2 separate regions of the Homo sapiens genome follow, and region 2 is linked to region 1. Evidence: chromatin loops called from intact Hi-C (ENCODE). Cell type or tissue: PC-9. All regions are shown on one strand. Links, peaks and the distances in the headings refer to the core of each region. The heading gives the core; the rest is flanking DNA.

Region 1 (15,623 bases), core at 4,770-12,769:
AAAATTAAAGGTGAACAAACTTTTCACTCACTGAGTGCCGAAACCCTTACAACCAGATCAGCTGCAGACAAGAGCAGAGCTTTCAATGGAAATTTTAAACAAGTAGGGGGATCAAGTTCCTGAAACCGTTTTTTCCAAAGAATTATTAACAGGAGATGAAACGCGGTTTTACTTGTACAATTCTGAAGACAAAGCACAATCAGAGCAATGGCTACCAAGAGGTGGTAATGGTCCAGTCAAAGCAAAAGTGGACCATCAGGAGGTCATGGCAACAGTTTTTTGGGGATGCTCAAGATATTTTGCTGTTGACTTTCTATAAGGCCAAAGAATAATAACATCAGCTTATTATTAGAGTGCTTTGAGAAAGTTAGCCAAAACTTCAGCAGAAGAATGCCCAGGAAACCTTCAGCAGAGAATCATTCTCCACCATGACAATACTCCTGTTCACTCCTCTTGTCAAACAATGGCAATTTTGAGAGCGTTCTGATGAGAAATCATTAGGCATTGACCTTAAAGTCCTGATCTGGCTCCTTCTGACTTTGTAAAAAAAGTGTTTGCTACTCTTAAAAAATCTTTAAAGGGCCCTTTTTTTCTTCAGTTAATAATGTAAAAAAAGACTATTGACATGGCTAAATTCCCAGGACCCTCAGTTCTTAAGGGATGGACTAAATAGCTGGTACCACTGCTTACAAGAGTGTTTTGACCTTGCTGGAGCTTATAAAGTTTATGTTTTTCATTTTTATCTTTTAATTTCATTCTTCCATGAACTTTTTGAAGTCCACTCATATTACTAGTTAGGGAACAAGTGGGGAGTTGCCATTTACCGCCAGTGGGAGTATATATTAGTATAGTCATTTTAGAGGATAATTTTTTAGTATCAAATTTTTAATATGCAAGCCAGCACCCAGCATTTCTGAGGAATGTGCACTAAAGAGCACAGGTTAGAACATCTATTTTAGGATTCCTCATAGCAGCAAAAACTGACAACACCTCCATAGAGGACTGGCAAAATAAACTATCAAGTGTCCAAATCATGACATCATTTGCATCCTTTAAAAGGATGAAGCCAAGGTACACATCCTGACATGGAAAATTCTCTAAGATACTTCTTAGGGAAAGAAAAAGAGTTGCAGAATGGTCTTTATAACATAATACATTACATATTTTCTACCTATGTATGCAAACGCATACAAAGAGGCCTCAAAAGGAACACACAAACTGATCCCAGTGTGTGGAGGTCACCATCTGGTTTCTGAATATTTCTGACCAACTGCACTTCTGGAGCACCTTGAAGTTCAGTGGGAACATGTCACTATTTCTGGCCAACGAGTTATGAGCAAAAGTATCACAGGGCCACTGCTGGGCATTTAATTGCTGATGTGCAATTCCTCAGAGTTCTTTTTGCTGTGGCATAACAATCAACCATCTCCAAGTTGGCAGCTCCCTGCCAACCTTGTGCCAATGAGCAGAGCCCCTTCCCAACCCAGATGTACATGTAGCTCTGAAGCCTGGAGATCTGGGTTGTATGTTGTTGTTGTGATTACAGAATAACCTAGCCTTCCTTGACAGATGCCCTATGTCACCCCCCCAAGGAAAAGTTTGGGGATTTGGTACAATGAACAAAGGGCACTTGCCTGTAATATTTTACTCTTTACAAATTGAACATGGTCATGCACTACTTTTGCAATTAATGGTACAATTTATACATATGAATTGTGTATAGTTAAAATTAATCATTTCAAAGAATGATAAAACTAGCAAAGAAAAGTAGTAATAGTCAGCATCCAAGAGTCTTGGCTTTTGGAGCAAGAAGTGGACTGTGAAAGTCAATTTTGTGTCAATTTGGCTGGGCCGCAGTGCCCAGATATTTGGTCTAACATTATTCTGGGTGTTTCTGTGAGGGTGTTTTGGATAAGATTAACATTTAAATGAGTGGACTTTGAGTAAAACAGATTGCCCTCCATAGTGTGTCTGGGCCTCATCCAATCAGTTGAAAGCCTGAATAAAACAAAAAGATGGGCTTCCGACAAGCAAGAGAGAATTCTCCCGCAGACTACCTTCGAACTTCATAAAGAACATCAGCTTTTCCTGGTTCTTTGGCAAACCATTTTTGGATTTGAACTGGAGCATCAGCTGTGCTGGGTCTCCAGCCTGCTAGCTCACCCTGCAGGTTTTGGACTTGCCAGCCTCCACAATCACATGGGCCAATTCCTTCGAGGGAGTTTTGAGTCACATCAGCCTGGGTTCAAGTCCCAGTTCTACCCCTTCCTAGTATAGAGCCCTGAACACGAGGCATAGACCCCTGGAGCCTCAATTTCCTCGTCTCCAAACCTGGGATAATAACAATCACCCCTTTCCCTCACTCCCCAACCTACTCAAACATAGGGGGCTGTTTGAGAAGTTACTGAGCTCAACAATATGAAAGTCCTTCATGAGTCTAACACAGGGAGTGGCAGCACATACTGTTATCATCTTGACCACAATGCCCCCAGTCCTTCCTATGACACTCACGAGACCCCCAGCTGATTCTCTTGTCACCACTTTGGGTGCAGCAAGGGATTCTGGCTGTTAAGAAGAAATCTTTAATGTGTCTGGGCAGTCAGATATGCAATGATAAGAAACAGCGCTCAAAGCAAGTCACTTCACCCTCCCAGCTGCCTCCTTTTTGGCTGCTGCCTTTTCCCTACAGTTTCCTGCATCATTCCATCTCTCGCCTTTCCCAGTGGGGGATGCAGGTTGACTTCTCAAGAAGTCAACTTTACCTCCCGCTCTTGTTAGGAGCATGTGGCCTCAGGTAAGCCAATCACTAAAGTCCATCTCTTTGGCAGAAGCAATTGGATCCCAGGTGGCCATGTGACCCAGTGCAGTCCAATCAAAGCGAAGGTCGGGACTCGGGCTGAGAATTCTGGGACAGAGACCCATTCTCTTTCCTGGGAGCCATCTTGGAGCCTCAGAGTGAAACCAACAATGCAGAAGACAGAGCGAAGAGATGGGAATTTGGGGACATTGACTGGCTGTGGGACCAAGCCTGGTCTGGAGTCTTTATGGGCTTTTGAGGTACTTGAGGCGTTAAATTCCCTGCTTACCTAAGCAGGTGGTGTCAGGTTATCCATAGGTTATGAGTGAACCCCTGGAACTGATTTAAGTGGAAACAGTTGTCTTTCCCAGGAGGGCACGGGAGGAGGGCATGTGCTGAGGAGGTGCGGGAGCAGGCGGGTGCCTGGGACACTGTGCGTGTTCAACCACTACTGCTTCTCTTCATGTGCACCAAGGCGCTTTGTGGCTACAGCGAGGAAGCCGGGTAAACACAGCCTGGAGCACAAAGCATGCCCTGGGGACTGGGCCTGCCCCACCCTTGGTCCTGTTTTCCTGTGATGACTGTCACCTGCGTGACCTCTGGCAGTTTTCAGAACCAGGAGGAGAACTCTGCCTTTCCAGTTGGGTGGCGCTGTCCTGGTTGGGTTGCTTGCCTTCAGAACCACTCTCTGTGGCCAGAGGATGGTGCTTTCATTGGCTGGGCCTGGTCATGTGAGCGGGGAAAGAGGCTTGACCTCACTGACAGCTCATGATTGAGGTGGGTGCGGGTTGGTGCCCCACTGGGGCTTACGGAAGGGGGAGTGTTTGATGGGAGTAGAGAGGACACAACAGAGGCCTCCTGTAAACGGCTGTGTAATGAGATGATCTTGTTCAGATGGTTAGTGCTGTACAGGAGTTACATGTAGCACAGGGCTCCTCAACCCACCACCATCTGGGGCTGGAGAATTCTATGTTGAGGGGTGCCTTGTGCACTGGAGCATGACTAGCAGCATCTCTGGTCCCCACCTGCCAGATGTCAGTAGCACCACCCCCAAGTTGTGAGAACCAGAAGTTCTCTAGACATTGCCAAATGCACACTAGAGAAAAAAAAATTCAGCCCTGGTTGAGAATTACAGACACAGCATCTTCAGGAAATGTTCAAGCTGACTGTTCATCCATCACTTGGTGGCCAGAGCTTGTGCACTGAGCTGCTTCCCCCACAGATACTGAAATTTTCACTTATTCATTCACCCAGTGAGTCTGTGTTGAGTACCCCGACAAACTTTCCATAAGCCAGGCACTGGGTTATGTTCAGGAGTGGGACTGAGCCGCTGCCTCAGTTTACTCATGTAAAATGAGGGGAAGTGACTGGAGTTTCTGGGCCTGTGTGAATCTGGCTTCTCCAGAGAAATGGAACCAATGGGATTAGACACATCCTCCCACAACCCTCAGAGGGGCGCAGAGGCTGGCCCAGGGCAGACAGCAGGGAAACCACATGCAGGAGCCCCAGTTCCCTGGGGCCTGCTTCCCCAGCTTTTCTCGAAAGTGGGCCCCCTGCAGCTCTCCTCCCTGACTTCCCCTGGCCACTCATGGCCCTCTGCCCCACAGACTCCCCTGCTAAAATTGAAGAACAGACATCAAATTTATGGCAAAGCTTGGGTGGAAGAATAACAGAATAACTATTGGGTACTATTGGGTACCTGGGTGACAAAATAATCTGTACAACAAACCCCATGACATGAATTTACCCTCCATGCAGCAGCAATGTAGCCCCTGCTTCAAATCTCCAGCACATAATATTAAAAAATCAAAAAATAACAGATGCTGGTGAGGTTGTGGAGAAAAGGGAACACTTATACACTGCTGATGGGAGTGTAAATCAGTTCAACCCTTGTGGAAAGCAGTGTAACGATTCCTCAAAGAGCTAAAAATAGAACTACCATTAGGCCCAGCGATCCCATTACACCCAGAGGAATACAAGTCATTCTGCCATAAAGACACATACACGCAAATGTTCATCGTAGCACTGTTCACAATAGCAGACATGGAATCAACCTAAATGCCTATCAGTGACAGACTGGATAAAGAAAATGTGGTACAAATACACCATGGAATACTATAAAGCCATAAAAAAGAATGAGATCATGTCTTTTGTGGGAACATGGGAGGAGCTGGAGGCCATTATCCTCAGCAAACCAGTGCAGGAACAGAAAACCAAATACCGCTTGTTCTCACTCATAGGTGGGAGCTAAATGATGGAACACATGGACACATAGAGGGGAACAACACATACTGGGACCCACTTGAGGGTGGAGGGTAGGAGGAGGGAGAGGAGCAGAAAAAATAACTATTGGGTACTGGGCTTAGTACCTGGGTGACAAAATAATCTGCACAGCAAACCCCCGTGACATGAGTTTACCTTATAACAAACATGTACCTAAAATAGGTACCACTGAACCTAAAATAAAAGTTAAAAAAATAGGCCAGGCACAGTGGCTCATGCCTGTAATCCCAGCACTTTGGGAGGCCGAGGCAGGTGGATCACCTGAGATCAGGAGTTCGAGACCAGCCTGGCCAACGTGATGAAACTCCGTCTCTACTAGAAATACAAAGAAATAGCTGGGCATGGTGACAGACGCCTATAATCCCAGCTACTCAGGAGGCTGAGGCAGGAGAATCGCTTGAACCTGGGAGGCAGAGGTTGAAGTGAGCCGAGATCAGGCCACTGCACTCCAGCCTGGGCAACAAGAATGAAACTCCACCTCAAAAACAATAAATAAAATAAAATAAAATAAAATAAAATAAAATAAAATAAAATAAAATAAAATAAAATAAAATAAATCTCCAGCACACTCTCTCTTTGCTCCTACAATGAGGCTCAAACTCCTCTGTGGTCCACATGGCCTGGGAGGTCTGGGGACTGTGGAGCCCTGCTTCATCTCCCATCATTAGCCCCTTCCTCTGCCTCCAGCCTCGGCTGCCTCCCCTCCTTCCTGTTCCTCATAAGCACCATGAGATCAAGAGCCATGGCTCATTCTTGATGGCACCCCAGGGCCAAGTACTCAGTAGGGGCTCACTAAATGTCTGTTGACTGAAATGAAGGAACAGGTTTCTCAGGAAGCTTCAAGGGGCCGAGGGAGTTAGCACTTCCTTGTCAGATCTGGCCTGACATGAACATAGAAACTTTTCGTAATTATTCCTTCTTTAGCAGTGGCAGAGAATGCTGGCTGCCTTCCCTTAGCGGGCTCCTTGTTCCTGAGTGAGAGAATCCCCAGCTGACTGCGTTTCCCAGCCGCCCTGCAGCTAGGGCACAGTGAGAGGAACACGCTGTTTGGAACTGCTGGGGGGAGGGGCTCCTTAAGCGGTGGACAGACAGCTGCGGGTGCCTCTTTTTGCCTTGCCCCCTGTCTTTCACTGGGTTCTTCCAGAAGCTGACTGTAAGTCAAGAATTCAAGTGCAAATGGAATTTTTCCAAGGTAGAGGGAGGTGAGCAAAGGGAGAAACCAGCGAAGAGCATAGCAATGAGTAGGCTATGGCAACCGGAGCAACTGGAGGCCAATCCTGTGGCCATCTTAGGAGAAATGTGTAGAACGAGCCTCTCAGAGTTATCCCACCCCAGAGGCAAGGAAGCTGAGGCACTTAATCCACCAACTCCCTGTCATCATTGACGGCTTCTCCTGTCCCTCCTACCAGCTCACCCTGCAGGGGCCAAGGGTCAGCGTTCTGCCAGGGCTTGAGGTGGGACACTCCCGGCGTACACAGGACCGGTGAGTCAGAGGCAGCTGGTGCAGCCCCAGCCCTCCCTCCTCCTGCGTGGAATGCAGAGGTGTCGGATGGAATTCCAGCAGTCATATTAGAGCACGATGCAGTCTGGAGGATGGAAGCCCCATGCTCAGATGGATGAGCCAACAAGCAGAAACACCTAGGACCTTGCCGACAGCACGGAGCTGCCACCACAGCTATGGACAGCCTACCTGCGGTCCAGGAGAATCCATGCCGAGATTAATCCACAGCTACTCCTGGTGTTTATTACCAGCAGCCGAATGCTCCCAACCGATGCATCATGCGATGGCCATGCTGCTCGTGCCCATTACGGCTCAGCTGCTGCTGCTGCCGGCAGTGATGGTAGGGAGCGCAGGACAGTGCCTGACACGCACAGCTGCTTTTGCATTTACGCACTGTATGTGCCTTCACTTATTTAGTCTATGTCATAACAATCCTACGAGGCAGATACTGTTATTATTCCATTTCGCAGGTAAGGAAACTGAGGCACAGAAATGTTAAGCCACTTGCTTAAGGTGGCGCAGTTTGTGACAGCTGTCTGGCTGTGGCTGGTTGGCCCACACCTCCCCACTACAAGACACCACCTTCTACCTCAGGCTAAGCACCTTCCTGACATCTTTGAGAAAGTCATTCCGTTCCCCACCCACTCTTCAGACTTTCTACAATGACAACTTTGAGATTTCATTTTGTGTGTGAAATAAGCCCATCAGGCTTGACAAAGAAAAGAATATGATGTCTCAATAAGCCTGTCTCAGGACAAAGTGCCTCTGTGCAACTTAAAGAAGCTTTTCATTAGAAGATGGGACAGAGGATGGGAAGAAATTCCTCGGAACCTGAGAGAAGGCTCTGGATTCCATACAGCCTGACAGCTGAGGGGCCCGGAGACTGTCCTGCGTGTGACAAGAGCTGTTCTACAAGAGCTAAGCCAGGGCAGGCCCTTCTGGGATACGATGCAAAGCTCATGCCATGGTGGTGACAGTTCAGTGAGGGCTGGCATGCACTTCCCACACATGGTAGATGCTCCATGAAAGGCACAGTGGGGACGGGAGGGGCGGGCAGGGAGACAGCGCCAAGTAGGGAACCTGTCATCTTTGGAGCCAGAGAAGGCTGAGTGCAGTTCCCTCTTCACCTTGTGCCCCAGGGTGGATTGTGCAACCTCCCAGTGCTCCCATCTCGTCATCGGTGAGACGGGGCTGCTGGCAGCTACAACTGTCAGTGGGTAAGGGACGTAGTGAGACAAATGCGGGCCGTGAGATTGCCCTCTGGTGCTCCATCCTGAAATCAAAGCACAGACACCCATGCAGAGATGTGCAGAGGCTCCTCCCACCGGGGACAGATCTGGGTTCTGCCACTTAGCAGTTGCGCCACTGGAGCCTGTGACTCCAGCTCTCTGAGTCTTGGTTCCCTCATCTGTAAAAAGATCAGATCATAATAGAGCCTCCCTCATCAGGGTCTTTATCCACTCATTCAATACATCTTTATCAAGCATCTACTATGCGCAGGGCCCTGTGCCAGGCCTGGGAGATACAGCAGCGAACAGCGTTAATGAGACTTCACCCTCACAGTCCAGGGCAAAAGTACGGTTGTGATAAGTGCTACAAACATAAGGGACTGTGGTAGGAGGGCTTGACCTTGTCACATGCAAAGGTCCTGTGGTTGAAATGATTAAACAAGATAAAACATGTAAACCTTTCAGACTTAATGGCTGGTATATATTGCATGGGAGTGCTGTTAGTATTTTCTTGAGCCAGTGCTTGGAGCATTCACATCAGCTGACAAACTCGCCCTGTGATTCTGCACTCCAAAAGCCACCTTCTGCCTATGAATAGAAATGGACTGGTCACTCATCCCCAGGATAGATTAAACAAATCCAGCGGCCTTCTGGTTGGATGTATGAGCTTGGTTAAGGCGTGACATGGGCCAAGCTAAGCAAGCTGGCACCATCAGGTTTCTCAGCCTGCAAGCATTGGTCCCTGACTTATACTGAATTCACCCAGCAGTCAACCCCACCCTGGTGGCAGTCACTCAGGTTGGGGGTGGGGGCAGCCAGCAGCATTTTGCAAGAGGACATTTTCTCCCCGATTGGAGTAATTCCAAGGATTAGAAATGAGGTGCTTAGGACACGGAACAGTCCTTTTTGTCACTTCCTCAGACCCCAGAAAAGTCTCTTTTCCTGGCCTCAGGCAAGCTGGGTGCTCCAGGAAACTCACAGCCCTGTGCTCTCCAGACATCAGCCAAGGGGACTGAAACATCCACAGAGCAAATGTCAACTTTGCATTCCATGTCCCAGCATGAGACAGGAGCCCAGCCAGGCCCCACTGCAGACAGAGACTGCATTCGCATGTCACCCCTGCAACCTCATTTCCAAATTCAAACAAGCTAATGTCTCCCATAATGGGCCTCCATTCCTGAGAACAGATATTTTGTCATTGCCTTGTTAGAGGAGGAGTCTGAAAAGGCTGGTGAGCGACATAACAAAGCATGAAGGCGGTCCTGGAAAGGTTGTTGCCAGGTGTGAGCCCATAGCAGTGGGTCTGGGGGGACCAGGACAGACGCCGGTCCACCTGTCCGCATCCCTGGTTCCAGCCTGAGGCCCATCCTAGGGTTGACCCCATGTTTACAAGGCCCACTCCAGACACTCAGTGTAGCTGCGCTAGGGCCAGTGGGAAGATGGCCAATGGCTGTTCCTATTCCAGAAACTGACCCCACTGCCAGGGCCACTCAAATGTCAGAAGGCACCGCTGGTCCTCCTGGAACTTTACTAGTGGGGACATTGAGGCTGAGAGAGGGAAAGGATGCAGCTAGAGCCGCAAAGCAACCAGAGCACAGCTGAGAAAAGCAAACCCTCACCTCCTCTCAGCCCCAGCCAGCCCAGGCCTGCCTGGCTGGTCCCTGCAACACCTCACTCTGACAGCTTGCCTTGTGGGAGTTGGCTCAGCTACTTCTGGACCTTTCCTGACCCTTCAGGCAGGCGTCACTTACCCCATGTTGCTGCCTGCACCCTTGTCTGTCTCCTCACAGCATAAACCCCATGGTGGTATGGGGCGTTGTGTATACACCGTGTCTCCCTAGTAGGGCAGGCACCCACCCACACATGCACACTCACACATGTTCACACACATACACACATGCTTACACAATGCACAACAGTGTGGATGAAAGGAGCTCTCAGTTACTCTCAATGGCACAGGTCTGGAATGACTGTTCCAGAAGGAGTGGGCTGGCTGCTGAGCAGAGAATCCTCTTCTCCTAGCTGTGTTCTGATGTGCCTGCGACCGTGGCCACACTCATTCCCCCATCTGGGTCCATTTCTCCTTTCGTCTTGGAGTTGGCCCACATGCCAGTCTTCTGTGCATGCATTCATCACTCAGCATCGCAGAGTGGTCAGGAGCCCAGACATCAGGGATAGGCGGACTGCACTGAGTCCTGAGCCAGCTCCTGTCAGCAGTGTGACCCTGGCTGCTGAATCACTTACCCTCCCCAAGCCTCTGTCCTGCTCAATTATAAATGAGATAATAACTTCTGCATGGGTTCATATAATGCATAAATGCTTAAAGAGAACACCAACATGGCACTTAGCACCGGGCAAGCATTTGGTTTGTTGTTTTCTTAGTTTGGGGTTCCCCACATGCAGAGCCTGAGACAAGGATTTTGGTGCAGGCGGTTTTCAGGAGGTGATCCAGGCAGTGTGGGAGTGGGAAAGTGAGGCTCTAGGGAGGGCAAATCAACACAAGCTGTGCTCATGAGGGGTCAGCCTATGGTCAGGGACCTGCTTAGAAAGTGCATGGGACATGCCTCAGCATGGACCCAGCAAGGGCCAAGGGATCTTCACCCAACTCCGGGCTGCCATTGGCTGAGGGCTCCTCCCGGGGAGAGGAGTGGGGAGGCTTTAACACCCCAACAGTTGTGCTCTCCGCTTCTACATGTGGGTCCAGAATATTCCTCCTGTGCCAGGAGAAACCCTGAGGTGGGAGATGAAGGAAGCCATTGGCACCCTGCAGGTTGGGTGCAGTGGGGACAGGATGGGCCCCTGCCAGTATCTGCTATAGCTGCTGCTATTGTCCTTGCCATTATCATCATGTCACTAGATGACAGGCACACAGACGAGGGGAGGGACCACAGCAGAGGGGAGGGAAGGAGAGAAAGATGTCCACACACACCAGGGATACTCTGTGAGTCCTTGCCAGTGAAGGAGGGGTAGCGACAGACTGATAGCACCAGGAGGCCTTGCGGTGGCTTGGCTGCTGGGGCTGACTCCCCTGGAGGCTGGGCAGAGGATCCGGAAGAATCAATCAAGTTGGAGAAATGGAGAGGAGGACTGACAGGTCATTCCAGGACTCCTGTGGCAAAGGGGCAGTGAAGGCAGTGACGGTGGGGCTGGTGGGCTCAGGGCAGGCGCCCAGGGCTGGGCCACGCATCATCATATTGGGGGATGCAGCTGGGAGGCTGACTGGAGTTGGCTCTTGGGAGCCAAGGCAGAGCCCAAGCTTTAGGTATTTGAGGCCAGAGAGGAACAAGTTTTAGAAAGATGGCTCTGGGCTCCCAGGCAACCTGTAGCATGGAGCAGTGTTTGCAGTGGCATCTGGACATGAAATGATGACCTGATACTGATGCTGCTCCACAAAGCCACTGGGACACGTTCCACCAGCAGGTTTTGGCCAGCTCCCTGGAGGGACTTTTCCAAACAATTTTCCAGAGGTTGACGTATGTTGCTGTTGCCACCCAGCATCCACCACACCTTGCCCTGGCAAAGGGACCCTGGATATCCCTTGGGGACTGCCCTTCCCTCATTCCTAGGTGGGACAGGTGACCCTGCCTGACCATGTCCTCCTGGTTCAAGCCAAGTGAATCCTAGGACTTGTACTGGAGCCAACAGGTAGAGAGTTGTTCCTTCTGACTTGGAAGATAGAGGTTTGGGGCTGTTGGCAGCCACATTGCCACCAGTGGATCCTCGGAATGAAGACAACGTGGAGAAGAACAGGACCAAGTAACAGAGTGAGAAAGCCAATGTTGGATCCACCCCTGCCTGAAGCCAGAACTACTCCCTGATGGTTTGGGATCACATGATCTAATAAATTTCCTTTTTGCTTAAGCCGGTATGAGTCAGGTGTTCTGTTTCTAACAGCAAAAAGGAATGTTTGAGATTTTCTGCAAAGCTTTAGGAATCGGTGTTGAGTTTGTCAGTTCTTATTGGAAAAGACCTTGGTCATTTGCCAACATGAAGGTTATCCGTAAGTAAAATCCTCACAAAATAAACTTGCTTATTCTATGAACATGCATCCAGCCATCCCTGTGTACGAACCCAACTCTATCCAGAATCCCCTGCATTCCACAACGAGCCACTGTATCTGTTCATTCATTAACAAATATTTTATCAAACTCCGACTAGTCCAGGCTTTGTGGATGTAACAGAGAAAAAAGTAGCCAGAGTTTTGCCCTTGTACAAAAGGAGACAGACAATGAACAAAAGCATAATAAATAAAGAAACTACTATTTGTAAAGGCCATGAGCACTATGGAAAGAAAAAGCAAGATGGACAAGATACTGAGGATGGGGTGTGGATGGGAACAAGTAGCACTGCAAGATAGCATGGCCAGGGAAGAATTCATTGAGAAGGTGACATTTGATGGAAGACGAAGGAGGGATGGTGTGAGCTGTGCCAGTATATGGGGGAAGAGCATTCCAGGCAGAGGGAATAGCCAGTGCAAAGTCCCTGAGGCCACAGTGTGCCTGGCATGTTCGAGGCACTGCCAGGAACCCTGCAGTGCTGGATACAATGACAGGGGGTGGGGTAGGAGGAGGAAAAGTGGGGAGGGGGCAGGTTTAGGGGCGTGTGAAATGGGAACATGGCAGGATTTGGAACAGAGGAGTGATCTGCTGTAACCTGTTACTTGGAGCACAGTTGGGTGAGGACAGAGCGGGAAGACCAGGGAAGAGAGGCGGGAGAGGCGGTGGCCTGGCCCTGGGTGGTGGCTGTGGAAGTGGGCAGGAGTGGTGTAACCCACACAGGTTTTAAAAGTTGACTTTCTGCCCCTGTGGAGAGGGACTTTGGGTGGGGCACATCTTGGGGAACCTGCACTTCCCAGCAGGGTTTCAGTCCCCTCTAGACATCAGTCTCCAAGGTCCACCCTGTCAGACTCTGCCCTTGGAATGGAAGCGCAGATGATCTAGCCACAGGGGGCTCCCCTGGAAGGAGGAAAGGTGCTTCCCAGGAGGGAATGAGGCTCCCCGCATGGGAATCCCTGAAGGCTTGCAGGAAAGGAGGGACATGGATGTGCTCTTGTCCTGAGAAACACCCTCCATGGCCGTCCCTGAAGTGGCAAACGTTCCCCCCGCCCACATGCTGCTGCCGCACCAGCGGTCCATCTGTTAGCAAGACGTCTGAATGTCCAGACAGGCTTTAGGGGTCAGAGACTGGAGTCCCGAGGCAGTTCTCAAAGTGGGCATGTGGCTGTTTCTGCAGAGAACAATGAAGCCAAACGACAGAAAGCTGACCCTCTCTGCATAGTTCATCAAATAGGAATATGCTTAATTCTTTTCTTTTTTATCAGCTGACAGCTTCCAACAGATAAAGCTTACTTTATTTAAGCTTTCGCAGGCCCAGCAAGATAAATATCCCTGAATTCCAGTCTTCACAAGGGAAAAAAGTAAAATGGGATGAAGTCAGAATCTTGAGTAGTTTTCTCGAAACCAGAGCAAAGATGGGCCCCTATGATTGGGTGTAAATTAAATGGTGACTGGTGGCGAACGTGGAGGGAGTTGGGTCATAGGGATTAGGGGGCCTGAACTGGGAAAAGATGGGCTGGTCCCAGCTGAGGGCATAAATGAAGCTGCTGGCGGAGACTGTTCTGAGAAGAAACCTGCCCAGCTTCTGTCCCAGAGGACCCCAGAAGTCGGTGGGGGTCGGGGGGAACTGAGCTGCAGGAGTGGACTGTGTGGGGTTTAATCCTGGCCCTGCAGCATGTGGGCTGCTTTCCTGTGCCTCGATGTCCTTAAATGGAATTCAAGATCATGAGCAAAAGTCTTCGAGTGAGTCTCTGTGGCAGAGAAGGCCCCAGTGGCTCAGCAGAAAGAGGCCTGGTGGTGAGCTCGTGCCTAAAAGCACCCCTGGGCCCCACTGCGCCCTGGGAGGGCCTTCTGAGCTCTGAATGGAGCACCACACTGGCACTGGCTGGACGCTTGCAGAGAGGTCACTCTGCAGAGGTGGAGATGAGGCGCTGCCTGCCGGGGTTGGGGACTCTGAGCTGTAGGACAGATACTGACTCTGATCTCAGCCAACGAGGAGTTTATTGACAGGAAACCTGGCTACTCACAGAACTGCCCAGGGGGCAGGAGACTTGGGCTCGAAAAGGGAGTGAGACAAGCATGATCCGACCGTGGGGGGACCTAATGTGACTACCAGTGCTGGGCAGGGTCCTTTGCTCACACCCTGGGCCATCAGGGCTGGGCTCAGGACCCCTTAGCTCAGGCACAAAGCCTGAGACACCCCCACAGCTTATCCCCTAGGCTCTCAGTGCTGGGCTGGGCCCCGCCAGCTCATGTCCTGCCTCTAGCTCAGGTCCCAGGACCCCTAGCTGACACCCAGGAAGGCAAGCACTGGACCAGGGCCTCTAGGGCTTGACACTGAGCCCCTTGGCGCTTCCTAGCCACCTCCATAGTGGATTTTGAGATCCTGGCTGTTCCTGATCCCAGGTCTGGGCCGGAGCCCCCAGGGTGGTGTCTGATGGGTGCGCAGAGCGAGGTGTGCGGCCGCTGCAGAACCAGCCAGCACCGGCATCCACCTGGCACTTCCTAACGGAGTTCTGCATGGAATTAATTGCAACAAAAACTGTATGGCTTTTCAAAATAGTATATGGGAGGGAGGTGGCTGTGGTTATAGGACAGCTCAGAGCTCCTTGTGGTGTTGGAACTGTCCAGCATCTTAACTGTGGCAGTGGAGACACAAACCTACACAGGCAATAAAAGAACATTAATCCACATACACAGATGAGAGCAAGGACCACTGGGGATGTCAGAGGGATGGTGATGGATTTTGTCACTGTCAGCAGCTTGGCTGTGTTACTGTACCATGGCTGTACAGAATGTTACCACTGGGGGAAACGGGTAAATGTACGAAGGATCTCTCTGCATTATTTTTTACAATGGCATTTGAATTTACAGTTACCGCAATAAAAAATAGAAATATTTAAAAGACAATATGAAGACTTCTGAATGCTCTTTATATGTTCATTAATTTATTCTAAAAATGCAATCAAAAAAACTTATTTTATTCAAACTACATACATTAAGCACTGTTCTGTGCCAGGTACTGCTCTGGGGACCAAGACAACCAGCCAGTGCTGATCTCTCTCTCTCTCTCTTTCTCTGTCTCTCTCCTCTCATTACTTAAATCTTGTAGAAGAAACAAACTACAGTTAGGTAATCACCTGATTACAGAGGATGCTGTCACATGATGATAAATGCTTTAAAAACATAAAACACAGGGATACTTTGAAGGCTGACAAATGACATGAGGTCCAGTTCACAAATAGAACCCAACCCATGGGGATCTGGGGCTGGAGAGTTCCAAAAGAGGAAACTGCAGGGTACAGTCTGGGCGGGGAGTAAGCTCAGCCCTTCTGAGGGTCAGAAACACTCCAGTGGGAATGACACTGGTCCACAAGGGGCAGGAGGGAAGAGGTGGTGGGGGGTTTGGTGGGGGCAGAGGTGGCAGGGCCTGCATAGCATAGTGGGAACCAGGGGCTTTATCCTGAGGCCCAGGAGAAGTCCCCAAAGCATCTTAGGCAGGGGTGTGACATGACGAGTTGTTTTTAAAAGATCATTCTGGGTGGGGCGCGGTGGCTCATGCCTGTAATCCCAGCACTTTGGGAGGCCAAGGTGGGCAGATCGCTTGAGCCCAGGAGTTCAAGACCAGCTTGGGCAACATGACAAAACACCATCTTTTCAAAAAATACAAAAATTAGCTGGGTGTGGTGGTGTGTAACTGGAGTCCTAGCTACTCAGCTGTGGAAGCTAAGGTGGGAGGATCAACTGAGCCCAGCCTG
Region 2 (15,623 bases), core at 3,104-11,103, 91 kb after region 1:
AAGACGGCTGCTAGGGGCACCAAGCAAGAGAACAGGAGGAAATGAGGCTGGCCAGGGAGCAGGGCCGGTCAGCTAGCCTGAGTGCCCTGGGCCAGGGGTGTGGACTCAGTGGGGAGGCCTCCAAGGGCTGCAGCTGTCTCTGGAGGGCCGATACTTGGCCTGGTTCCCCTGGAGGCACGATGTTGAAAGGAGGCCTTGTCTGTCTCCCAGACTTGGCCCGAGCCAACGCTGATCTTCTTCTCAGTGGGAGAAAGGTGATCTTGTCCAGTGGTCACAGGTTTGGAATTTCAAATTGCTTTGTTGGGCTTTGGGTGAGGAGAAAGGGGTAAGATTTACAATTCAGTCCAGAGTGGGCATTTTTTGTTTCTGTCTGTTTTCCTGACAACTTTTGCTGTCAGAAGGATAAGCAAAGAGTCAGGGGGACCTCAGCGTCAGTTCTTGCACCAGAACACATGCTCCCTGAGGTCAGCGATTGTGTCTGCTTTGGTCATAACCAAATCATCAGGGACGGAACACTGAATGAATGAATGAATGAATGAATGAATGAATGAGTAAATGAGGTAAATGAGTGAGTGAATGAATAGTAGAATTCTGGGGGGCGCTGTGGCCATACTGGCATTGTTTAAAGAAAACTTACATAGTATTTCCTAGATTGCTGAAGCAATCAACGTGCATTGATTCAACAACTTTTCCGAGACAGGGAGCCCCAAGTGCTCGTTTCCATTGTAACGTGTGTCCGCATTTCAGAAACCAAAGAGGGTGACTCCTGCAAAAAGGGATGGTGCTGGGCCAGGCGCGCTGGCTCACGCCTGTAATCCCAGCACTTTGGGAGGCCAAGGAGGGCGGATCACGAGGTCAGGAGATCGAGACAATCTTGGCTAACAAGGTGAAACCCCGTCTCTACTAAAAATACAAAAAATTAGCCAGGCGCAGTGGCGGGCGCCTGTAGTCCCAGCTACTTGGGAGGCTGAGGCAGGAGAATGGCGTGAACCTGGGAGGCAGAGGTTGCAGTGAGCCGAGATCGCGCCACTGCACTCCAGCCTGGGTGACAGAGCAAGACTCCGTCTCAAAAAAAAGGGATGGTACTGGGTTGCACAGTGTCACCCAAATTTCATATCCACCTGGGACCTCAGATGTGACCATATTTGGAAAAAGGGTCTTTTCAAATGTCATGAGTTCGGATGGGTCATACTGGATTTGAGTGCACCCTAAATCCAGTGACTGGTGTCCCTGTGAGAAGCCCAAGTGAAGACACAGAGAGTCACACAGGGAGAGGAAGACCATGCACAGACAGAGGCAGAGATCTGCCTGCCGATCTCTGTGACGCGTCCACATGCCACACATCGCCAGAGGAGCCAGCAGCCACCAGGCCAGGAGAGAAATGCTGGAGATTCTCCCTGGAGCCCCTAGAGGGGCCAGCCCCACTGGCATCGTGATTCTGGACTTCTGGCCTCTTGGACTGCGACAGAATGAGCTGCTGTTGTTTTAAGTCCCCCCAAAGACAGAGACCAGGTATTTTTGGCTCACCTTTGCATTTCCCTCACCATTGCCCAAGTCAACGTGGTCTGAATGTGCCACTGAGGGCAGAGAGTGTTGAAATGGGCACAAAGCACCCTAGTCATCGGAAAGACCAATCTCCAAACCTTCTGCATGTGTTTCCTGGGCTGCTGTGACAAATTCCCAGAAACCGATGGCTTCAAGCAGCATTGATCCTCCCACAGTTCTAGGGGACGAAAGTTCAAAATCAGTTATTGCAGGACCAAAATTAAAGTGTCAGCAGGGCCAGGCTCCCTCCAGAGGCCCCACTGGGGTCCCACCTGCCTCTGCAGCTCCTGATGGCTGCCTGTGTGCCCATGTCCCTTGGCTCACAGCTGTATCACTCCAGTCTCTGCCTCCTCTGGGTCTCTGCCTCTAGTCTCTGCCTTCTCCCCCTGCCTGGTCTCTGCTTCCAGTCTCTGCCTCCCCCTACCCCGGTCTCTACCTCTCCCTCTCCATCCTGGTCTCTGTCTCTGCCTCCCTCTGCCTGCTCTCTGCCTCTACCCCGTCTCTGCTTCTGTCTTCCCATGGCCTTCTCCTCTGTGTGTGTTTAATCTCTCTGCACATGTTGAATCTCCCTCTGCCTCCCTCTCATTTTACAGATAAGGAAACTGAGGCTTGGAGGTCATAGCTTATCTGTAAAATGGTGTGATAACACCAACCTCCAAGGGTTGCTGAGGAGTTGACATGGAGCCGCTCCAGCTCCAAAGCCCCCAGCACAGCGCCTCCCTGTAGTGAGTGCACCACAGGGGCTGGGGTTGTTATTGTTGTGTTTCTGAGATGCATTTTTTTCATATTTTAATCTTTCAGGCAGGAGGCTGCAACCTACAATCACTGTGTAAATTTAACATGGCCAAACATCTGTTCTGCTCCCTCCTCTCCTCCCAAAAGTTGTTTTTAAATAGAGCATGTGACGCTGTGAAGAGCAGATACTTTCCTGTTCCACGCTTTTGTTGGGAGAGGACATGAGTGAAAACGCGATGACTGGGAGGGGCTTGTCTAAGAGGAAGCCCCGGCTTTCTCTGCAGTGGGGTCTGTCCTCTTCTGGGTGCTCGTCAGTCACTTAGATGAAGTCACAGAACCCATGCTGGTCAGATTTGCAAGTGTCTCCAAGGGTAAGGGGCACCTACCAAGTGCCAAGACCCGAATTTGCTGCTCCTCACTGACCACTGGCAAGAGCTTCTCAGCCTGTGGCCTTCACCCTCAGCCCCCTTAGGTCAGCTGCAAAATCCAAGGGTGACACTGATCAGAATGGCTACATTAATAAGAGCGGCAAACCGAGTGCTGGGGAGGATGTGGAACACCAGGAAGTCTCCGTCCACTGCGGGTGGCAATGAATGGGCGTCGGTACGACCACCTTGGAAGACTGATCAGGAATATCTATTATAGCTAAATACAAGCCCACCCTCTGCCAGCGTTCCCACTCCTGACAAAGGACCCCAGAGAAAGGAGAATAAGTGTGCAAGGAGCAAGCCAAGAGACAATGGTAAGAGTGTCCACAGCGGCCCCACCTGCAAGAGCCAACAGCTGGGAACAACCCATGCCCATGACAAGAGAAGGGACAAATCACGGTGTCTGCACACAAAGGAAAGCTGCAGAGCCATGAAAAAGAACAAAGCAGCATGCCTTTGTGCTTAGGGTGAACCTAGCACGCCTAACCGTGAGTGAAGAAGTCAGACCCAAAAGAATACATACCGCAGGATTCTGTTTACAGAACATCAAGCCTAGGTGCCTTGATTCATGCCTATAATCCCGGCACTTTGGAAGGACATGGTGGGAGCTTGAACCCAGGAGTTCAAGACCAGCCTGGGCAACATAGCAAGACCTCGTCTCTACAAAAAATTAAAAAATTAGTTGGGCGTGGTGGCACGCACCTGTAGTCCCAGCTACTTGAGAGGCTGGGGTGGGAGGATCACTTGAGCCCAGGGGAGATGGAGGCTGAAGTAAGCCATGATCACACCATTGCACTCCAGCCTGGGTGACAAAGTGAGACCCTGTCTCTAAAAATACAAAAATAAAAATAAAACAATAGAAAGTCAAGCATGAACTAAAGAAATCTACCGTCAAAGAAGTCAGAATCGTGGTTATCTCTTCTGCAGGGACGCAGGCGGGCAGTAACTAGAAATGAGGGGGGCAGTAACTAGAAATGAGGTGGGCAGTAACTGGAAACAAGGTGGGCGGTAACCGGAAACTTTCTGGAGTGACGGGAATGCTCTCAATCTTGATCCGGGAGGTGGTGATCCAGGTATATTCAACGTGAAAAGTCATCAAACAATCGACTTTGGATTTGTGTGCTTTGCTCTCAATATATGCGCCGTCAACAACAAAAAAGCACTACTCTGCCCAAGCATTCAACCTACATCAACGCACTTACCCCTGACCATAACCGGATGAAGAGGGAGCTGTTATCCCCATTTCGCAGAGGAGAAATCCTGAAATCTCCACGGCTCCCTGGAGGGTGGCAGGCTGGGTCCTGTGGGCCAGATTCCCACTGTGAGCTGCAGAGATAGAGGCCACACCTGCAGGTGGGCTTCCCTGGGTCCAGCCAGAACCTGTCCTTGCCCTGCTCAGCTCCGGAAAGACCCCATCTTGTGGTACTGGAGGATGCTGCCATACCATGGACCCCCAGTGAGAACAGAGCCAGCTTCAAGGGATGTAACGTGTAGCCACATGGGGCTCTGCCCTCAGAAGGGGCTCTGAGTTCTGCTGTCACCAACCTGAAGTTCTTGCTAATTTTTGAACATGGAGCCTGGCATTTTTAGTTTGCAATGGGCTCCACAAATGATGTAGGAGAGCTTGAATAGAACACCGTGATGTTTAGCATGGCCCTTAGTTACTGAAGGGCCGTTCTATGGAGAGAGAAGCATGTTTATGCTGCTAGGAAAACAAATTATGGAAGTTATAAAGCAGGCAGACCTCAGCCTGATGTATGGAAGGACTTCCTGCCAGTGACAATGGTTCTAAATGAGCTGCCTCCAAAGAAAGAGTGTTACTCTGTGCCAAGCGTTCAGCCTGCATCAACGCACTTACCCTTCACCATAACCGGATGAAGAAGGAGCTATTATCCCCATTTCGCAGAGGAGAAAAACTGAGACTCTGCAGATTTTATTAGCTTGCCCTGCGTCACTCATCTGGTTAGCAGTGATGCTGGGACTTGAAACCAAGTCTGACTTACTTGGAGTTGGCATCCACCACCAGAGTCCTCAGAGATTCAAGCTGCATGCTGCACATCTGGGGCCAGCGGAGAGGCTTGCAGCCTCGGAGCCGCTGGGCTTCAGAGCTCAAGGCGGTGATTTCGGGATTTCAAACACAGACAGGAGGCAAAGCAAAGAAAGCCAGGGCAGTCACTGTGTGCCAGCCACAGAGCCCCCCCCCCACCCCCCCCCCGCGGGCTGCTGGCATGGGGAGACCAGGGAACAAAGCTGCTCAGGGCATTCAGGAGCTGGTGGGACACATGAGTAAAGCTGACATCTGTGACACTAGGGAGGGGTGGGGACCGAGGCAATTCATGTTTAAAAAGTGTTTAAATACCATGCAGGCAAAACCAAAACCCCTCCTGCAGGCTGCACTCAGGTCACCATTAGTGGTAGCTGGTTTAGACTGACAGCCCCATGAGGGCAGGGAGGGTGTGTCATGCCCAGCACTGCCCCGCACTGCCCCCCACCAGCCCAGCACAGGGCCTGGCAAGCAGGTAGCCTGTTTACAGGACACGTGGCCCCAGTGGCTGTCTGTCTCACTGCCCCTCTTCCTGCCCAATGCCACCCCATAGGGCTGGGCCATGCCATAGGGGGCAGGACCCCAGCTCACCTGGCTCTGCCTCACCCACCTGATTCCTATCCCCTCCTCTCCCACTTCCCACTAGCACAGGCCTAACTTAGAACGTTCTTGGAAAAAAAAGGCTGAGTACTAGACAAGTATTGGGATAGCGCAGGGGTTAAGAACAAGGGCCCCAGGAGTAGACAGACCTGGATTTGAATCAAGCCCCACCACCTCCTAGCCACGCGACCTTAGAAAAGTTACCTCGCCTCTCTCTGCCTTGGTTTCCACATCAGCAAAATAGGAATAATAATGGTGACTAATCTGGTTTTTTTTTGTGAATATTGTTATATAAGACTTGTAATTTTGTTAATGTTAAATTGCATGTAATACACGTGAAATGCCCAGAACACCACTTTACACGTAATAGGCATTCCATCAGTGCTATCTGTTCTTCTTTGCTGTTGTTGCTGTTGGAGACAGGGTCTTGTTCTGTTGCCCGGGCTGGAGTGCAGTGGCACAATCATAGCTCACTGCAGCGTCAAACTCCTGGGCTCAAGCCATCCTCCTGCCTCAGCCTCCCAATTAACTGGGACTACTGGCATGCACCAAGACACCTGGCTAATATATTTCTGTCTTTCTTTTTCTTTTCTTTTTTTCTTTTTTTCTTTTTTTTTTTTAAGAGATGAGGTCCCACTACCATTGCCCAGGGGTCTCAAACTCCTGGGCTCAAGCAATAATCCTGCCTCAGACTCCCAAAGTGCTAAGATTACAGGTGTGAGCCACCGCGCACCTGGCCTGCTATTGTTCTTTATTGCATGAACAATTGCCATTTATCAAACACCTCCTATGTGTTAAGCTCTGTGCTGAGAACTAGTCTTTGCAATAATTATTCAAAAAGTACCTATTGAATATAAACTGGGGCAGACCTTCCTCAAAGCACATGGGTACCTCCCCGTGGAGCTCACACCCTTTTAGAGGAGATACAATAAAAGCCAGGATGGGGCAGAGCAGTGGGGAAGAAGGGGAGGTAATGTTGAACCACCTGCCCATGGTTACAGAGGCAGCAGGCCTGGGACTCCCGACGCTTCCCTCCTGCCTTATACCTGATCTAAGAAGGCCCTGCTGGGCACACAGTAGATGCTCAGCAAATGTTCTGTTGAAGGGCTGGAGCCTCACAAAACCCTACTGATGCAAACAGGCTCAGCGAGGCTGAGTGACTTGCCCAAGATCCTAAGAGGTGGTGGAGGAATCGCCTTTCACAAAAAAGAACAAGCGCTTCGGAGCCGCCGCCGCTGCAGCCCCGGCGGACCCAAAGCCTTTAAACACCGAGGCCCCGCGCCCCGCCCCGCAGCCACCACGTGGATTTAAAACCCACGCAGCCGCCGGGCTCCGGCCCCTCTCCCACCATTGGCCGAGGCCACCAGCACTTGTATCCAATAGATCGTGCTTCTCCCGGAATCCAAACTTGGGATTGGCCGGTTAGCTGTGTCATTTCGGGCTGCCCATGACGTCAGCCTGTCTGGCACCCCCGCCTCTTCGGTGTCTTGGCCGCTGTTAAAGGAGCCGCAGGAGGTAGGACTTGAGAGGTGCTTCAGAGGCACTATTAAGTAAAAATTTTTAAAAATTTTTCTAAATGAATGCTCATGGTAGAAAATAGAGCAAACAATATGAGAAATATATTGCATTTAATCCATTGCACAAAGCTGACCACTGTTAATATTTTGGCAAATATCATTTTAATCCTTTTTCTAATAATATTTTTGTAAAAAGTTGAGATCGGTTCTGCAGCCTATTTTTAAATTTAGTTTATATGGGACTTTATATCATCAGATAATTTTTGAAAACAAGGTTTTGAACAGTTTTATGATCACTGCCTTTTATTTACGCATCTTCTATTTGTTTTTAATTTCATTGCACTTTTGCTTTTACGAATGAAGATAGGATCAACGTTCTTCTCCTTAAAACTGTTCACTTCTCTGATTATTTCCTTAAGATATGTGGTAGACTTACCGGTTGCAGATACACATACTTTAAGGGACTAGTCCACATTGCAAATTGTTTTGCGTTCATTCATTCAGCAAATATTTATTGGGCGTGACCACATGCCAGTCACTGCTAGGGGCTGTGGACACGGAGAATAAGACAGATGTAGCCTGTGCTGCCTTCAAAGATGCAATGCCAGTTTCATTGCCTTTGAAGCCAGCTCTTGGACACCGATTCCCAAGCCCCAAACTGACGACAGATTCACCCGTCCGGAGGGCTCCATGTGCAGATGGGACAGGACCCTGTCTCCAACCCTGGCATGGAGATGTAGGTGAAGGGCACAGAGTGTTTTCCTGGGACTGTTGGGCACCGTCGTGCCCTGTTCCTCTGGGTTCCCACAGTGCCTTCCTGGCGTTCTAGATGGCCTTGCAGACGTCTCAGCATTTGTCCCTAGACCAGACACTGGGGAGACACAGGACACAGTCTAGCTGGGGAGAGACACTGAATGAAGCCACTCACAAATTCACACACACAAAATTATAATTTATAATTTGAGATAAGTTATCCAAAGGGAAGAAGAGGGATTTAGTAGGGTCTGTTTGTATTTTGTCCGGGACGGGGAGCCCCTGGGATGCACAATGCGCAGTGTTAATCAGTCTTCCCTCCTATCCATGGGGGTACGTTCTGAGACTCCCAGTGGATGCCTGAAACCTCACACAGCACCGAACCCTATATACTCTATTTTTTCATACACATGGATACTACAATAAGGTTTAATTTATAAATTAGGCCTAGTAACAGATTGACAACAACAGTTAACAATAAAATAGAACAATTATAACAATATAGTGTAATAAAAATTGTGTGGATGTGGTCCCTCCCCCTCTCTCTCTCTCACTCTCAAAATATCTTACTGTACTGTACCCACTATTTTTGGACCTCGGCTGACCATGGGTAACTGAAACCTTGGAAAGGGAAGCCATGCATGGGGTGGGTGGCGGGGGACTACTGTAATTAGCTTTTTCAAGAGCTTGCTCCAAGCCAGGCCCTGTGCTGAGTGCCCTGCATGAGTTACCCATGTAATCTTCCACTGGCCCTATGAGTGGATGGATACCTGTCAGATCTCCACTTTTAAGATGAAGAAACTAAGGTCCGGAGTAGTTCATTCACTTTCTTCAGCAAGGTCACACAGAAGTGGTAACATGTACTTGCCTGACCCCACGGTTTTCAGCATGCAGAATTCAGGTTTGGGGGAAATGGGCAGATGAGTGGGTAAGCCCATCAGAGGGGATACCGTGGAGGCAGAGCTGGCCTGCGCTAGTCACTGTGCAGCCCCACGGCTTGTTGCAGCACCTGGCACGAGGTGTGGAATTGTCTCTGTGCCAGGTGTGGTGCCTGGCATTAGCACTGCACAGAGCCTGGCAGACACGGTCATGTCCGAGTCCTCTGTGATCAGCATGGCCTTTGCTGTCACACCCAGACCACTCTACCTGCTTCCCCTCAAACCCAGCAGCAGAACACCAAGGGCCAGCCTCCCCTAAATCGCTCTGGTGTCATTGAGAAGCACAGTTTTATATTATTAATTACTCCTAATAACAGTACAATGTGTCATTCATGACAAGAGAGACGCAGAACACTTTTGGTTGGGTATTTCTGGTCCGTGAAATCAGCTTGAGTGACTCATAGTTCTTTCTGAAAGTGTTTCAGACATGAGTTAAACATCTGGAATCTTCCATTCCCCTCTCAAGCTCAACCTGTGGTAGAAAAGTCTGTGTATTAAGCTATTTAAGGTAACCAAAGACCCTGCAGGGCCTGGGCTGCTGTCAGGCACTGAATGGATCCTAGCTCAGCTCTGCCTTTCACTGGCACCTTGAATCTTCTCCAAGTCATGGCCCTCTCTGGGCCTCAGTTTACCCATCTGTCAGAAGACAAAATTGGCTCTAATGTTCCCTTCTGTCCTCTCCTTCTGCCCACCCTTGTCTCCCTGCCTGGCTTCCAAAGCCCTCTCTTCTCGGGAAGAATTCAGTTCCCTGCTGGAATTGAAAAATTGGACAGAAGAGAATGGGATGGCACCCCGGGATGGAGGTGGGGGTGTCATCTGTGGCCAATTTAGCCGAGCATCTTTGGATTGCTGTTGGAGAACTCAACCATCTGACATTTGTCCAGCAGCAAAGCTCCTGTATATTTGTACAGCAGCGAAGCTCCTGTATCAGCGCCTAAACACACACAACACAACCAAGAAAATGCGAGAACACATGCAGATGCACGCACAACACACACATACCCTCATAGCACAAATACTCACATGCGTACCCCAAACATATGTACAATACAACGTGCACCCTCAAACCCTCAACACAGACGACACACACCACACACACACAAATACCCCACAGCGTGAATATGCACATGTACGTCCTGCATATACATGCAACGCACACCCACAAGCTCACAGTGGAGACCACACATGCACAACACGTCTTTCTGGCTGAGACTTCTGGTTCTGGTTGATACCATGCAAACGCTCCTTGCTCTTCTTGGTAGGTGCTAGCCCAGGTGACTGGCTTCTGGATACTCAGCTGCAAGAGGATACTTGGAGGTGGAGAGGGTGAGTGAGCGGGAAGACTTGTTAGCCAGTCATGAAGGCAGCCAAAAATGGGATTTGGATGTGTTTGTGGGTAGGTGTCCCTCCTGCATTTAGTCCACAGAGGTTTGCCAAGCACCCACTGCAGGCCAGACCCCAAGCAAGGCATGCCAGACTGGCCTGCCCCCTGGAGCAGTGGAGGGGATGGTGAACTCACAGACACCGAGTCCAGGGGCCGCTGGGCCCTGTGCTGAGGCCTCCCCACACTGCCTCTCCCTCACTGTGAAATCCCGCTCCTCCCTGTTTAGTGGCAGAGGGGACGCAGGTTCAGTGAGCTGAAGCAGCCTGCCAAGGCTGCCCACGCCAGACCCAGAGCAGGTGCTGGAGTGGCCTCTCACCAACCCAGCCGCTCCAGCCTCACTCCGCTGCAGAGTCAGCTGCCCCTCATGGTCGGAGATGAGGTTTTATGAACAGACACCACCAGCGGTGAGGCAAATGGTGGATCCCCGGGGGCCTCCGTGGAGCTGAGGGGGACGGCGCCAACCGAGTCCAGTGGGACGGCCAGGGGGACGGCGCCAACCAAGTCCAGTGGGACGGCCAGGGGGACGGTGCCAACCGAGTCCAGTGGGACGGCCAGGGGCACAGTGCCAACCGAGTCCAGTGGGACGGCCAGGGAGGACCCAGTCAAAGGCAGTGAGGAGGGAGACAGGGTGCAGAAGGCATCATTTGCTGAGGCCAGCCCATGGGCTTTAGGGCCCAAGTACCTGATTCACATCCCAGCTCCACCTCATCCTTGGGTCCCTGAGCCTCAGTGTCCCCATCTGTCAAATGGGAATAATATCAGCTTGGACCTCAGAGGGTTGTCGTGGGGATCCAGTGAGCTCATTTCTGGCTCTCCGTAGGATCCCAATGCATATTTGTGGAATGACTAAGTGGAAGAATGTGAAGTGGTTAGAACAGGGCCTGGCATGGCACATGGGCAGTGCCCAATAAACATTGGCTCTTACTAGTGTTTAAAAGTAAAACAAGACAAAAAAAATGAAATCCAAAGTTGCTAACCTGTGAAAGTTGACAGCCCCAATTAACCCCAACCTGAGGAAGAAAATGACCCTGCTGGACGGTGTTTCCAAAGGTGCTAAGTTGGGAGGGGAGGTCATTAATCTGCCTAAGGTTTCCCAAGACTAATTCTGCAGAGGCAGCTCCGTCCAGGCAGGCCGGGGGTGGCAGGCAGACAGGGGCACGGCTGGCCCTGAGGAGGGCCTCTGCCTTGTCCCCTCAACCGGCTCCCCAAGCAGGACTTTTGTTGGCTCAGTCAGGCACTTTCCACAGTGGCCAGCCACCCTCGGCCAGCGGGCACAGTCAGAACACTGCCAGCCACCCTCAGCTGTGGCCAAAACCCACACTGACTTCCATGGGGTCCCAACTGGCTGCCAGTGTGGGCCTGGCATCTGAGCAGGACTGGTTACAGATTTGCAGGCCCCCGTGTTCAGAAACTGTTAACTATTAGGAATTTCACGATGTCAACAGTAGAAAAAATTAAACTAAAAAATAAATAAATAAAATAATACAATAAACCCCCGACCCTTCAGAGCATGGGGCCCTGGAGAGTGCAGGGGGGTCACACTCCCACGAAGCTGGCTCTGCACACAAGTCCAGCAGAGCACAGATGCGCGGCGCTGCTGGGAGCAAAGCCCCTTAACCTGCTGAAACAGGACGTTTCCTCTGGAAAATCCCCCCGGCCGCGGATTCAACCCATGGGCAGGGCGGATGGTGGCACACGCTGTCTGGAGTCCCAGAAAGGCCTGTCTCTGCAGTCACCCATTTCACAATCCATTTGCTTCACACACCCATTTCACAACCCCATGGCCACAGCCAGGCTGAGAAATGTGTCCCAAACTCCAAACCTGCTGGGACCATGAGAGTCTCCCAGTTCCTGATGCCCCCACTGGCCTGGCATCCCCTCTCTACTGTCCCCTACATGCCCAGCCCACATCTCCCCAGAGAGGAGGCCCAACCCTTTGGGCTCAAGTCGCCTCCAAACCCTCTCCTTTTATATTCTTCCCAGGTCTCGTCCCTCTCTGAAATTATCACCTGGACTCATCTTTTTACACATGTGATGTCAGCCTCACCTGTGAGCCTCAGTATGGCTGGGGCTGCACCTGTGGGTGGTTGGTAACTGCAGGTGGAATGAGATGCCACCTCCTCAGGGAGGGCTTCCTTGATCTCACCCCAACTCTGGCCTTTGGCCTGTTATCACCATGTCTGAAATGACCTCCTGACCTCATTGAGCTATGAGTTTGCATGTGTGTGTGTGTCTTTAGTCCCTTTGTCCCCCACAATGTCACACGAGGTCAGGGAGTTGGTTTTCTTCCCAGCCCTGTGCCCCATACCCAGCACAGAGCTTCACACTGAATAGGAGCAGAATGTTTGTTCAATGAGTGAACAAAACCTTTTTTTTTTTGCCTCTGACTTGTGGCATTCTTCCCAGGGACTCAGGCCTGCCCAATCGCGGTGCCCCCTCCCCACTCCCACTCCCAGCAGTGAGCCCTCCCTCCTCAGCCCATTAACACCTTGGCTCTGCCCATTTCTCCTGGGTAGAATCAGGGAGTTGTGACCTTCTCTGCCTGTGCCTGACAGTGGGCTCTGCCCTTCATGCCCAAAATGCCAGCATCACAGTCCCTGGCACATCTAGGGTTATCAGATTTCGCAAAGAAAAATACAAGCTATCCAGTTAAATTGAGATATACTTACACTAATCATTATTCATAGTTTATCTGAAATTCAAACTGAACTGGGTGTCCTGTATTTAATTCTCGCAGTCCTGGGCACACACGAAGCCTCCTATGAGTGCTGGCAGTCCAGCCTATGCTCCTTCCAAAGCAATTCTCCTTTCCTACTGCCCCGTCAGGGGCCCTGTCTGTGCTGGAATCATCATTGTCCTCAACTGCAAAATGGAAAATAAAATGATAGTGGTTCCTCCCTCCCGGGGTTGCCAAGATGATTAAATAACATAACAACTAAGATGTATCCGGCCCCTTCTCCTCTACTTGCAAGGCATCGATCCCTTCATTCCTCGCAATCACACCACGTGAAGGTGCCATGAAGCCACCCCATTTTGCAGAAGAGGAAACTGAGGTTGGAGAGGTGAAAGCACTCAGCCGAGGTCACACAGCTATGTCCCACTCATCTTTGGGTGACCCTCAGGTTCGGACCCTGAGGTCTGAACACTGCATTAAGCTCTCCAGACAGAATCAACTTCGGAACTAGCGCCAGAGACCACTAAGTCAATCCCAGGTGACACCATCAGCACTCAATAAATGGTAGCCACTGCCGGTGTCGCAGATGGATCAATGGGAGGTCAAGCGTTGTGGGTAGGTTTGGTTTCTTTAAGCCACTGAATTAACTGGTTATTTTTGCCTGCTGGCAGTGCAGCCTCCATTGTGTAAATGCCATCTCACTTCCAAGACAATCAACGTGTGACTTCTCCCAGCCAGACTAGCCAGGTCTCCCGAGACTTCCCGGAGGGCAGGGGCTGTGTCTGGAGTGGCTGAATTCCCCGGCTCAGGGTTGCAGCTCAGCCAGTTTGTTGATTGAATGAATGAAGAAATGGCTGAAAGCAGGGGTGGTAATGATGACCTCCTTCACCCTAGGAAGTGAATGGGACCCAGGTCATCTCCAGGCCCAGCCAGTATTTGCAGTGGCACCCCAAGGGATGCTGGGGGACCCCTTAGCTTTTCTCTTAAGTTGCAGCGGCCAAACTGCAGCAATATCTTCCCTGATAAAAGACACGCTGGTGGTATTGCCCCTTCCTCAAGGCAGGGGCTGAGGGCGCCCAGTTCACAGCAGGGTGCCATCTGGGGTAGACGCTGGGTATTGCCCCACTCCTGGGCCGGGGCCTGGGTCCTGACCTAGTGCTGGCTGTGGCTCCAAGAGTGAGCTTCTCCTCCCAAACAGAAGACGGTCAGTGCCTCTGAACCTCCCTCTGGGCTGGGCACGCTTGGACTCCTCCAAAGAGCTTGGACCAGCCTGAGCCACATCCCTGGGCTTGACTTCTCCAGAACAAGCCTCCTGGTCTTTCTGGGAGAGCTCTGGCAGCATCACTGTGCCTGTGCAGGGAGAGCGGGAACCCACTTCCTGCACCGGCTTTCTCTGAGTTCTTCAGGATGAATTCGCTCTGGTCTAGGTAAGTTCTACCCCGAGGCCACCTTCACTTCCCAAATTCCAGCTTTTCCTTCTCTATCCAAACTGTTACAAACACAGTAACAATAATTTTTAAAAGCTTTTTTTTTCTCTGAACACACTAAGTCCCTGCTAATTACTGAAACTCCAGGCATTACAGGAATATGTGGACACTTAAAGAATCAGGACTACGTGGGAGAGGGGGAGGCAGCTCCCCAGGGTCCTGGGTTGGCACACAGGCTCCACCACTGTGTGACTTTCAACAAGCGACTTCCTTGACCAGCTGCCCGCTCTGTAAAATGGGGAGAGTAATATTCGGCCACACTGAGTCGGTGTCAGGTTGAGTTAATATTTGGAGAGTTTCTGGCACAGGTAGGTGCTCCTTAAGTGCCTGTTAAATAAGTGAAGCTTTGAGAAAGTGTCTAAAAGGCGACACACTAAATTTTTAAGAGGCTGGAGGTGGGCCAGGGAGGGGAGGTCTCTTATGTAATATTTTAATATCTTTTTAAACCTGAAGAATGTGTTCTTGTAGCACTCCTGTAATTAAAACTTAATGAACTAAAAGTACACCCCTCCTGCTCATACCCCTTTTGAACTCCGCAGCCGCGCCCCCCAGCCGGAGGCCCCTTGGGCAGCAGACAATGGGTGTGGATTCGCCCCAGGTCCCGCCGGCTGGGGCGGCGACAATACACCAGTCCCCGACAGCTATTTACATGACAAGGGCTTCCGGGCGTGTCTACGCGAGTTCCCGTCTTTCCTGGTCGTCCTCCTTGGGTTCGGGTGAAAGCGCTTGGGGGTTCAGTGGGCCATGATCCCCGAGCTGCTGGAGAACTGAAGGCGGACAGTCTCCTGCGAAACCAGGCAATGGGTGATCCATCTTGGGGGCTTCCTCCCCCTTTCTCCAATTTCTCTTCCCTGAGCCCCCAGGGACCTTGTGCTCCTCAGAAGATAGGCTAGCCCCAAGAGCCTGGGTCAAGGACCCCAGGGACGGGGGCGAGGGGAGGGCGCACCAGCAACCCGCCCGGGTGCGGCTGGCACCGAGTTCGGCTCCCCGGCCCCGGGCGTGCGCCGGGCAGGCGTTCCAAGCTGACCGCCGTTGGGGAGAGGGCACAGCGCCCCTCCTCCGTTGCGCGGGTGCCGGGTCTACGTGGGCCGCCTAGCTCTGGCCCTTTAAGAGCCCGCCCCGTTTCCCGTCACCCCGCCCCCCGGCTCGGGGAGGGGGTGCGGGGGAACCTCGGCGGGGATTGGCGCAGCGCGCGCCCCCTCCCCGGCCCCCGCGCGGTGGGAACCGGCAGCCCCGTCTAGCGCTGACGTCAGACCGTCTGCCTGCCTCCGACCGCGGTCTCGGAGCGAAACCCGATCTCCTTGGACTTGAATGAGGAGGAGGAGGCGGCGGCGGCGGCGGCGGCGGAGGCGCTCGGCTGGGGAAAGCTAGCGGCAGAGGCTCAGCCCCGGCGGCAGCGCGCGCCCCGCTGCCAGCCCATTTTCCGGACGCCACCCGCGGGCACTGCCGACGCCCCCGGGGCTGCCGAGGGGAGGCCGGGGGGGCGCAGCGGAGCGCGGTCCCGCGCACTGAGCCCCG

The links. A loop is a pair of places that touch in the nucleus more often than their neighbours do. Peaks named below come from ENCODE experiments on the same cell type or tissue, not always from the same donor. Only the 100,000 strongest peaks of a DNase experiment are listed, where the experiment ranks them.
Region 2: a loop joins it to region 1, with 5 times the contacts of the local background. A loop is called at or near these places in 6 of 110 quality-filtered maps.

What each region holds. Positions count from the first base shown.
Region 1 is chr20:57,801,955-57,817,577 of GRCh38, reverse strand. No RefSeq gene overlaps it. Among named protein-coding and RNA genes, the nearest start is that of NKILA, 100 kb to the right of the region's middle. In PC-9, for the core only: a CTCF peak has its summit at 7,870 (motif pointing left); DNase peaks (open chromatin) are centred at 5,937, 6,557 and 7,737; H3K27ac peaks cover 1,095 bases.
Region 2 is chr20:57,709,746-57,725,368 of GRCh38, reverse strand. LOC105372692 (a long non-coding RNA gene) reads right to left here and starts at 6,695. Exons shown (of 6, transcript XR_007067675.1): 1 at 4,712-6,695; 2 at 3,911-4,034; 3 at 2,667-2,757; 4 at 1,644-1,723; 5 at 638-766; 6 at 1-305. PMEPA1 (prostate transmembrane protein, androgen induced 1) reads left to right here and starts at 15,354. Exons shown (of 4, transcript NM_020182.5): 1 at 15,354-15,623. NKILA (NF-kappaB interacting lncRNA) reads right to left here and starts at 15,186. Exons shown (of 1, transcript NR_131157.1): 1 at 12,589-15,186. RefSeq lists enhancers at 1-70, 71-571, 9,781-10,309, 12,689-13,300 and silencers at 14,953-15,072, 15,093-15,522. In PC-9, for the core only: no CTCF peak of the experiment used is centred there; DNase peaks (open chromatin) are centred at 6,768, 7,368 and 10,788; H3K4me3 peaks cover 1,993 bases; H3K27ac peaks cover 2,300 bases.